Regions from separate parts of the Homo sapiens genome. Here regions 1 and 3 are each linked to region 2. A link is a contact called in ENCODE Hi-C or POLR2A ChIA-PET data. All regions are on one chromosome and are shown on one strand. Each heading gives the region's core, a stretch centred on a gene start or an enhancer-like site at or near the end of the contact. The rest is flanking DNA. Distances are from core to core; before and after follow the strand shown.

Region 1 (3,499 bases), core at 862-3,361, 710 kb before region 2:
ACACACACACACACACACACACACACACACGCATAAAAGCAACACACACACACACACGCATAAAAGCAAAGATTTAACTGGTACTCAAAACACTACAGAATTCCACCTAAAATAGAACCAGAAATTTTCTTTGTGACTGAGATTGCATTATTCTTGGAAAAGGAGAAAAGACAAAGAACAAAACACCAAACATCAATAAAAATTTTTATCTAAAGCACTGACAAATGTCTCAGTACTGAGAACATCTGGGAACAAACAACTTTAATGATGCACCTCTTTCCCAATTAAATTTTTGAGAAAAAATGAAATTTTGATTTAGGTTCATATATAGGAATATAAATTACCATTAATAGAAAAAAATCACATCTTATAAAGTTTTTCTGACATGCAGTACCGAAATAAATTTAGGAAAATTGTAGAGTTGCTGACACTACATTAGACCTTATCTCCTAAGCTAAAGGCAATATTTCAAACACCTTACATTTTAGAAATTTATAACACTTCTTTTAAAATCATTTTCCAGTGCTGCTCTCAAAATTGTTTTTCAATGACCTACAAAATCAAGTTTTTATGTCGTTTGCCCTTCCATAACACATACTGAATAGAATTCCTATTTTAATTCTACATTTTATTGTGGAAACAATGAATTATAAAATTTTTTTAAATAAGATAATTTAGTTAATTATATCTATAAATATATTTTGCCTCTGTCCGAGAGGTTCAGAGTCCACTTTTTAAACCTAATAAATAATTCATAAGTAGCTTCTCAGACTTGCTTACAGAACAAACTACTTAAAAGTTGACTTTTTTCTGCCGGGCACGGTGGCTCACGCCTGTAATCCCAGCACTTTGGGAGGCCGAGGCGGGCGGATCATCTGACGTCCGGAGTTCGAGACCAGCCTGACCAACATGGAGAAACCCCGTATCTACTAAAAATACAAAATTAGTCGGGCGTGGTGGCGCATGCCTGTAATCCCAGCTACTCCGGAGGCTGGGGCAGGAGAATGGCTTGAACCCGGGAGGCGAAGGTTGCTGTGAGCCGAGATCGCGCCATTGCACTCCAGCCTGGGCAACAACAGCGAAACTCCGTCTCAAAAAAAAAAAAAGTTTATTTTTTTCCCCATATTCAGACCACCACCTTATTTGCACAGTCCCTAACTTCCACAATATCCTGGGGGGAGGAAGGGATCTACCAACTAATTTTCTAGTCATTTTCCAACTTACACTGAGCTCCTACTGTACATTTTTAAAGGATTCCCCACTTTTCTGAAGATCTTTAAAAAATGTTGTCAGCCTTGACCCTCAAATAAATTCACGAACTACAAAACATGAACCTGGCCACATTCATCGCAAACTAGTATCTGTCAAGTCCATAATTGGGATAAGCTCTTCGTGACTACTCTATCCTCCATGCTACCACCCTTCGCCTAGAGAACCTGCCAATGTAAATGGCACTCAAGCCAATGAAAAAAGTGTTCTAACACATTAATAGGTTGCAAGACCTCCTCTCCCAGGAGGGACAACCTAGTTGTTTGGGTAAATAACAGCCAAAGATTACATAATGTACAGCAATAATGAGTGTTCAGAATCTGACCGCCAGTAAATATTTTTCTTCTCCGCTCCCCCTCACCACCCCCAGGAAATGGCCCTAAGAAGCAATCACTGGGATTTCTCTTAACTGTCTTCAATGCCGTGTCCTTTTCTCGCCTGGGGCTTTGTGCAAAGAATCCCTTCAGCCCTCACGACACCGCCTTGCTCCCGCCTCTCCTCCCTCTCTGCTGGCGCCACCGCAGCCCCCACGCCCTAGGTGGGCCCCCACGTCGCCCCACAAGGCTCGGCTTCCACCCGCCTCGGCTGCCGCCTTCTCCTCCTCACGACCCTCCCAAGATGCTACCTGGTTTACGAGAGGTTCCGGGACCACCAACACACCGGCTACCGCCTTTCCAGACCACCCTCGCCAGCTCCCGTCTGTAGTTTCCGCGGCCGAAGGAGAAGAAAACCCCTCTTCATCTAGCACTTTGCCTCCCCCAAAGACAGCACCGCCGCCTACCTGTCACCCTGCTGTCTCCGGCTTCCTACCGCCGCCGCCTCCCGCAGCAGCCTGCCAACTGCAGCGCAACAACCAACCCTCTCATTGGGTGAGAACACGCTCTCAACAACAGCCTCCCTTATTGGCTGCAGTATGCCGGCAGCCCCGCCCTGTGTGCGGTGTCTAAGGATTCCGTCCCCAAGCAAGGACAACATATTATCTTCCCCGCCCTTCTCTTTTCTACAGTATCTGTTACCTCAGTCAGATTGAGGATGCACATATACTGGGAAAATAATCGACTTCCAGCGTCCCTCATGTAGTCTCTACCTGATTCAGGAATCTCTAACCCAGTATCGGAACGTTAAGCGGCTTCTCCGCTTTCCTGCCGTGAGAAACTCGAGGTGACAACCTCCGTTTCCGGTTGGCTCCGGTTGCAGAGTTGAGTGTCCTGAGAGGTCAGATTGCTGTCAGGTAAATTAGGGAGTTGGTGGGAGGCCCGTTGATTAGGATTAAGAGCTAGACTCTATTCTGGGGAGTGCAGAAAAGGAGAGACTAAATGGAGAAGGATGGGAGGCTGGGAGGGAGATCAAAGAACTAGCAGGCGAGAACTAATGAAGTCCTAGTTTAGAGTTGGGGTAGGAAGAGGTGGTTGGAGGATTCAGTGATCATTACTGTAGTTGTTAAATCCAGGTGCTTGTTCCCGCTTCTGCCACACGCAAAATTGTCTTTGTTTGCCTTTGGATCGCAAAGGCAGAAGAACAGCATCACTAAAAGTAATAACAGTTCATTTGTTTTTTATGTTCTAATATTCATATAATCACAGTTTTTAATACGAGGAAGTTAAGATATATACTTGATAGTCTTCGGTAAACTAAAATTGCATGTAGTGGAAGTAGCATTATCTTCTTATTTCTTTCTTAGGGAAAGGATACCAGCACATTTTCTTAGAGCCAGCTTCCTTTAGTGGAGGTTGATCTTCATGAGACTTTTAGATTCACTTCAGACATAGATAGCTTTTAAAATTTTTGGTTGCATGTTTTTTCTTTATTTAACTAATTTCCTTACTGTTATTATTTGAGCTGCTCTGAAACGGAAATAACCACCATTTTTCAGTCCTCAGCACAATTTAAGTCAATTTTTCTATTTTTATTTTTTATTGTCAAGTATATATACAGAAGGGTGTATAAAACATACATTTTAAAAAATTATAACTAACAGAAGCAGACACTCCTGTATCCACCTCTTAGATTAGAAAATAAAGCATTGCCAATAACTTAGAACATGCAGTCTTAACAGGGGTGATTTTACATTTCAAGGGGTTGAAAATTGGTGGGGCCGGGGTCGGAATCTTAGTTACTACAATGATTTGTGTCCCTCCAAAGGGCCACAGTATATAAACAGTTATACAGTATATATGTAGTGTTAAATTTTCATGGCGGGGGGTGTGATTAGGAATAAAATGTCTAGAAA
Region 2 (3,475 bases), core at 875-3,374:
AATCCTCACAGCATGCCTCTGAGTGAGAAAGGTACCTCATAGTACCCAAAGCGGGCCTTCCTTTATACAAGCTTAAAAATCACCACTCTGCCTTTCTTCCTAGTTTTTCAACTCATACTTTACCTAGTCTCACATTAATAAATAATTGTAGATTTTTACAAGTCAGTCACATTTTTGAGATTATCATTAGAATGGACCCAGCAGCTACTGCTTTAAACCCAGTTTTCATGAAAAGGTAGGAGATTCCACCTAATTACAAAAACACTAACATCAAGACTCATTGAAGTTCTTAGCATACCCTTTGCTTCTTTAACAGTCAAAGTGCCCAAAGTAAGTGTTTCAAATGACAGCCCAAATTCTGAAAAACTGAAATTTGGAGAGAAGGGATTCCTGTTTATATTGAGTACATTTAAAAAGTAAATGGCCTGCATAATGCCACTCAAGTTTTGTTTTTTTCCCAAAATTATCGGTTTGGTATTTCATTTTTCTGGATCATTACAGTTTCAAATTTTAACACTGTTAAACAACTTTGACGTTTTCTTGCTATAATTATGAATTTTAAATCTGCTAATACTGGTCATAGTTTAGAAACTAATAAATTCAAACCATGTATAGATTCTGTCAGTATCTTTTTCACATTAAAATGTCCTTATGGAACACCAAAATTACTACAGAACAACTTGAAATCATATTTTATAGCTACTTCCTTAAAATATTCAGTTCCCTTCCCCATCACTTAAGAAAAGAGTCAGTTTGGATCATGATGTAGTGGGAGGAATTAATTATAAAAACAGCTAATATGTATTGAATATTTACCATAAAACAGGCACTGTAATAAATACGATACATGAACCATTACACGTAAAGGTACTGTTATCAGGAAAACATTTTTATCCCCAATTTAGAGACAAGAGAACTGAGGCAGAGAGATTAAATAACTTGCCCAAAATCAAAGATGTAAATGGATGTGACTCTGGGTATGTTCAGATACAAAGCCTAGAATCTTAACCACTATGCTTATGTTATCAAGGTTAAAACACCGTAGTTTACTGCAAAAAATTTTTCACTGCTTTAAATTATTCATTAACTCAAAGGTCAACCGGTCACTCCAAATCATATGATAAATGGGGGGGAAAATGTGGGACCAATAGGTTTGCTGAAGTTTTGTACCTGCTCAGAATAAACATATCACACAATTTTATTCCATATAGCCAAATATAAGGGTAACTGAGTAAAGATCTTCACTTGGGTACAGCAGTCAGTTCCTTCTCCATCCTAAACCAGAAAGAAAGCACTGTTCTTGGATATGCCACTTCAACAAGAGTGTTTTTTCTCTTCCACCATCAAAGCCTTAAGCAATAGAACGATTCTACCAGTCTACTGTTGCCTGTCTCCAAAGCAGCCCTATTATCCGAGGACGAACACCAGCGTCAAGGACCTGTGTTATTTTTCTGGCTTCGCTTCTCAAAATAACTTATCTTCTCCTCTTGATGAATTACTTGATAGGCTCAAAGACTTGCCTAAACTACTAATTCTTATTATCAAAGCTATTTTCTTTCTCCGCAACCGCCTTTTCAAGTAGCCCTTGGTCCACTCTTCAACGCGATTTGCACCCTGTGGCAAGGCCGCCAGGGACACTCAGCAGGGTTCCAGGCCACGGACCCCAGTTTATCAGCTCAGCGCCTAGTGTGGGCATTCAAGAAATTCTCGTGAATGAATAGCTGGAAGGCAGCGTGGGTGGAGGCGGGAAGAGGGGGCTTGAAGGAATTTCACGCAGCTGAGACCACTGCAGCGGCGCCCAGTCTGGGGAGGGAGAGACCGGGGCAAGTGGGAGAACCTGGGGCCAAGGCAGGGGCCGCCTCGGGCGCTGCTGGACCGGCAGGAGCAGTCGATCGCACCCAGAGCTGGGAAAATGCGGGCGCCGTCTCCGCAGGCCCCCCGCAGGGCGCTCTCCGGCCTCGACCACAGCCTCCGCCTAGCTCCCTGTCCCCGGCCTTCCGCATACAAGGGGTCCCAGCCGATAAGCCCTCCTTAGCCAATAGCCAACCCGGGACCCACACTCGCTCACCTGAAGCTCCACCGGCAGCACCGCGCTCCGCATCCGGCGCGAGCTTGGCAACCCAGTGGGTCCGCGGGATCAGCTGATTCATGGAGGGCGGGGCCTCCGGACAGGGCGGGGCTGCAGGGCGACTAGCGAAGGTAAACGAGGGCGCGGGCGGCTCTTGGAATCCGAGCTCCTGGGAATTGTTCTTGGGAGACTGTCGACGGCGTCTGTTGGGGGTCAAAATTGCTGAGAATGCGTTAGGCACTGCAGGCTACGTACTTGGGAGCACAGTCTCTCCCTTAGTTTAGGGCGGAGCTATCAGTCCTGAGATGCGCTTTGATGATGACGTAGAATAGAGTCGTCCAAGCCTAGCTACCCGAGCGCTCCCATGGTAACAGGCGGTGGTGAAAGTGGTTGGGAGCAGCAGTCGTTTGTTACCACCTCAAACTGCAAGGGCCGGAAGTATAAAAGTAAAAAGGCTGAAATATTTTCAAATTGCCTTTATGGACAGTACCCTAACAGTGGTCGCTTCTCCCCCCTACTCCCGCGAATGACGTCATCGCCTCGCGGCCCCGTTTCGCCATTGTATCCTCAATGTGTAAACTTACTGGTTAGTTGCAACCCCAAAAGATGGGGTGGGATAGGAGAAAATGAAGTGGCCTCTCCAGTGATTCCCGTAGTACTCCCCAATATACAATCAGTAAAATCAGCTTTCTTGTCCCGCGCACAGTTTCATAACACTGTTTTTCGCAGCCACAGTCCCACCCCACCCAGCCTGCACTCTCAAGTCCTCCCATGATTTTATGATTTTCCAGAGCTGCCACTCATGTCGCACAGTGGGTGCAAACCTTCTGCTGCTAGGCATTGTGCCATCGCTGGACCTGCAAACATGCAAATATTTAGACCATCAACGACAGATGTGTAGTCGGGTTCTGAAACTCCTATATCCTATTCACCAACACCCTCAACTCAATTTCCTCCCTGATCCTTCGCCCACCTGCAAAACTGTTAGTCTGCAACAGTTCAACCAACCTTGCTCACTCCTGCATCGGTGCAGAAAATCACACAACCCTGAGAATTGGCACCACTGCGAACGAAAAGTGTCCAACTTCAGTCGGGACTTCCACGTGCGACTACGCAATATTGCTGAGCCTAAGACAGTCACATTTACACATTGCTACTCAGATTATCTCCTATTCCCCTCCCCTGCTGTTCCCAGCCCTCACGCTCTTCTAACCTCTTACTGAACTCTACTCACTCACCCGCTTTGGTAAAAATAAAAATAAAAAATTTTGTCTCTTACATCTCTGAGGAAAGTGAGACCACTAGAGGTGAATTTCCTTAAATCCCAAATCCCATCAGCCACTACCACAAAACCTACCTGCAACCAGTTTTGATTTGTTTTGTTTTGTTTAGAGGGAGTCTCGATCT
Region 3 (3,494 bases), core at 936-3,435, 540 kb before region 2:
TGCGGGACCCCACAACTGTGGAGGAGCCGCAGGGGATACTGGGTAGTACGCAGACATTATGCACTAAATGACAATGGCTCACATAGTGAAAAGTTATTCTTTTTTATTTTTTTTTTTGAGAGGGAGTCTTGCTCTGTCGCCTAGCCTGGAGTGCAGTGGCGCGATCTCAGCTCACTGATATCTCCGCCTCCCGGGTTCAGGTGATTCTCGTGTCTCAGCCTCCTGAGTAGCTGGGATTACAGGCACCTGCTTCCATGCCTGGCTAATTTTTTTTTTTGTATTTTTAGTAGAGATGGGGGGGTCTCACCATGTTGGCCAGGCTGGTCTCAAACTTCTGGCCCCAAGTGATCTACCCACCTTGGCCTCCCAAAGTGCTGGGATTACAGGCCTGAGCCACTGCACCCGGCTGATTTCACATTTTTAGATAATATGACCACATTATAAAAATTTATGTATTTTTATATAATGTGACCACTAGATGAAAGCAATATACTTAGGCTTTTATTTCTTGGTTAAGTTCCTACTTATTATGAATTTACTCTGCATGCCAGGAATTCTAAGAATTTGCATGTATTAACTCATTTGATTCTCGTAATAACCTTCACATGCAGGAGTCACTATTACAGTGACTGTATGAATGAGGAAAGAAAGGCACTAACAGAATTGATTTTATGTTACTTAGGTCAAGATTTTATGTTATTTAGGTCAAGGTTAATTGTGTTGTTCAAATCTTGTATAACTCTACTGCTTGTCTGTCTTTCTTACCCATTATCGAGAAGGGAACATAAAAATCTTACACTATGACTGTAGATTGTCAATTTCTCATTTTAAATTAGGATCATTTTTCCTTTATGTCTGCCTTATGTGATATTAGTATAATGATATCAGTTGGTACATCTTTTTCCATCCTTATACTTTCAGTGTTTCGGTGTTCTTATACTTGAAATGTGTCTGCCGTAAGTGGTGTATTGTTCAAGTTTTTCTTTTATTATAGAAAAATGTATTCTGGAAGGTACTTTTCTTAAAATTACAGTATTTAGTCCATTTTCATTTAATGTAATTGTCAATATAATTGGGCTAAAATCTACTATATTTCCAGTTGTTTTTTATTCGTGGCATCAATTCACTTTTCTCTACTTTCTTGATTTCTTTTAGACGAATTAAGTAATTTTAGAAAGTTCACCTTACTCCTTTATTAGCTTGTTAATTATGCATGCTTTTAGTATTCTCTTAGTAATTGCACTTGAGTTGTACTACCTAATAGTACAGCCACATGTTGTTTAAAACAGCTTTACTGAGATATGATTGATATACAACAAATGGCATATAAAGTATATAATTTGATAAGTTTTGACATATGTATGACATATATGACAGTCATATAGACACACTCATATATATATTCATGTGCCATTTCAGTCAATGACCGACCACATATATGATGGTGGTCTCATAAGATTATAATACGGTATTTTTACTGTACCATTTCTATGTTTAGATATATTTAGATATGCAAATACTTACCATTGTGTTACAATTGCCTACAATATTCAATACAGTAACATGCTTTGTAGGTCTGCATCTTAGGAGTAATAGTCTAGACCATATAGCCTAGGTGTGTAGTAGGCTATACCATCTAGGTTTTGCATAAGTACATTCTATGATGTTGGCATAATGACGAAATCACTGACGATGCTTTTCTTGGAACTTATGCCTGTCATTAAGTGACGTATGACTGTATATATTTGAGTGGAACTATCACTGCAGTCAGGATAGTGAACATATATATTACCTCCAAAATATTTCGTATGCCCTCTTGAATCCTGTCCTCCTGCCCCTCCCCACCCCTGCTCCTTTTAGGCATTTAGTTCTGTAAATTTTCTCCTAGCCTTGCTTTAGCGGCATCCCATGCATTTTGATATTTTGTTTTGATTTTAATTTAATTCAATACTACATAATTTCCTTTTGATTTCTTTTTTGACCCATGGATTATTTAGAGTTGTGTTATTTCATTTCCAAATATTTGGGGATTTTCCAGACATGTTTCTGTTGTCCAGGCCAATAACAAATTCCTGACGCCATGAAGTCAAAGATCTAACTCCCCAGGGGGAGAGTTATGCCCAAGAACCATCGGTATTTTGTGTTAGTGGTCATTGCCAGAGTGAATTCCACAGTGTTTGTGATAAACCCTAATAATTCCACCAGAGGGCAGCAAGCCAACATGAAAATTCTATTAAAAAGTCTTTTTTTAGAGACAAGAGTTTGGCTCTGCCGCCCAGGCTGGAGTGCAGTGGTGTGACCTCGGCTTACCGAACCCTGGCCCCACCGCAGACTCAACCTCCCAGGCTCAAGTGATTCTCCCACTTCAGCTCCCCATCTGCGAGTAGCTGGAATATAGGTGCGCACCACCGCACCTAGTTAATTTTTGCATTTTTTGTAGAGATGGAGTTTCATCATGTTTCCCAGGCTTGTCTTGAACTCCTGGGCTCAAGCTATCCATCTGCCTCGGCTGCCCAAAGTGCCGAGATGACAGGCGTGGGCCACTGTGCCTGGCCAGACAGAAGTTTTCAAGTAAAGAATAAATTTAGCTGAAGAGCAGTGTCAAATTATTTCTATCCCCACCCTCCTGAATTAAATCTTCGTAGTCTCTGATTCTCTTTGTCATATTCTTAACCATTTGGATTCTTTTCAGTGCGTCTGTGTTTGTTCCTTTTCCCCAGTATGACCCCTTTCTATTTTTTTTTTTTTTTTTTTTTTTGAGACAGAGTCTTGCTGTGTCGCCCAGGCTGGAGTGCAGTGGCACGTTCTTGGCTCACTGCAACCTCCGCCTCCCAGGTTCAAAAGATTCTCCCACCTCAGCCTCCTGAGTAGCTGGGATTACAGATGCCTGCCACCTTGCCCAGATAATTTTTGTATTTTTAGTAGAGATGGGGTTTCAACATGTTAGCCAGGCTGGTCTCAAACTTTTGACCTCAAGTGATCTGCCCGCCTCGGCTTCCCAAAGTGCTGGGATTACAGGCGTGAGCCACCTTGTCCAGACCCTTTTCTCTATCTTTATGAAAACATCTCTCCAGTAGATCTTCAGAGTAAAAAAAAAAAAAAAAAAAGGAAAAAAGAAAAGAAAAAAGAAAAAGAAAAGAAAACATCCAGCAAGGTCTCGGAGGAAAAATAGAAAATTAGAAGACTGGAGTGAGTCATGTTGATTTTCTGGTGTAAAATTTGTATCGAAACCTTACATAAATACTGAAGAATTCACAAGTTGTAAATATACAGCTTGGTGACTGATTTTGATATCCAGACAGTTTTTTTCCCACTTGCACACACTCCCCGCAAGAATGCATGCTGGTTTGTAAAGTCATTAATTTACTGGTGCATCAGTGGATGGCTCTGTGTCTTCTGGCTTTATCTTGGCCCAGAAAGACAGGAATTAACGTTGAGCCTAGTAGTCTTTGGCCTTTGTGCCAAAGCAGTCTGTGGGCCAGCCTTGTGTAGTG

The links. A loop is a pair of places that touch in the nucleus more often than their neighbours do. ChIA-PET counts read pairs that join two places held with the same protein, here RNA polymerase II (POLR2A). Pooled maps may share reads with other maps.
Region 1: a pooled map shows a loop between it and region 2 (8-fold over the local background). The contact joins the promoter of HYCC2 here to the promoter of ALS2 in region 2. A Hi-C loop is called at or near these places in 9 of 50 pooled maps.
Region 3: a loop to region 2 is called in a map of CD8-positive, alpha-beta T cell, with 4 times the contacts of the local background. The contact joins the enhancer-like site here to the promoter of ALS2 in region 2. A Hi-C loop is called at or near these places in 12 of 168 maps with a recorded cell type or tissue (CD4-positive, alpha-beta T cell, CD4-positive, alpha-beta memory T cell, CD8-positive, alpha-beta T cell and 7 more), 26 of 37 single-sample maps with no recorded cell type and 19 of 50 pooled maps. POLR2A ChIA-PET finds 5 or more read pairs at or near these places in 7 of 52 experiments (CD4-positive, alpha-beta T cell, MCF 10A, SK-N-SH and 4 more).

The regions. Positions count from the first base shown.
Region 1 is chr2:201,069,560-201,073,058 of GRCh38, forward strand. HYCC2 (hyccin PI4KA lipid kinase complex subunit 2) reads right to left here and starts at 2,112. Exons shown (of 13, transcript NM_001321623.1): 1 at 2,051-2,112. It overlaps NDUFB3 (NADH:ubiquinone oxidoreductase subunit B3), which reads left to right and starts at 2,442. Exons shown (of 3, transcript NM_002491.3): 1 at 2,442-2,500. RefSeq lists enhancers at 1,585-1,724, 1,715-2,340, 1,825-2,094, 2,115-2,204, 2,341-2,964.
Region 2 is chr2:201,778,809-201,782,283 of GRCh38, forward strand. ALS2 (alsin Rho guanine nucleotide exchange factor ALS2) reads right to left here and starts at 2,125. Exons shown (of 34, transcript NM_020919.4): 1 at 2,069-2,125. RefSeq lists a silencer at 1,795-1,964 and enhancers at 2,095-2,164, 2,175-2,404, 2,415-2,484.
Region 3 is chr2:201,234,351-201,237,844 of GRCh38, forward strand. It overlaps a transcript of CASP8 not described here. Among named protein-coding and RNA genes, the nearest start is that of CASP8, 24 kb to the right of the region's middle. RefSeq lists an enhancer at 182-301. Within about 2 kb of position 2,186, at least 7 of the 41 ENCODE cell types and tissues checked have a DNase peak (open chromatin) inside an H3K27ac peak, as active enhancers do; they include CD8-positive, alpha-beta T cell, where a contact is called at or near this core.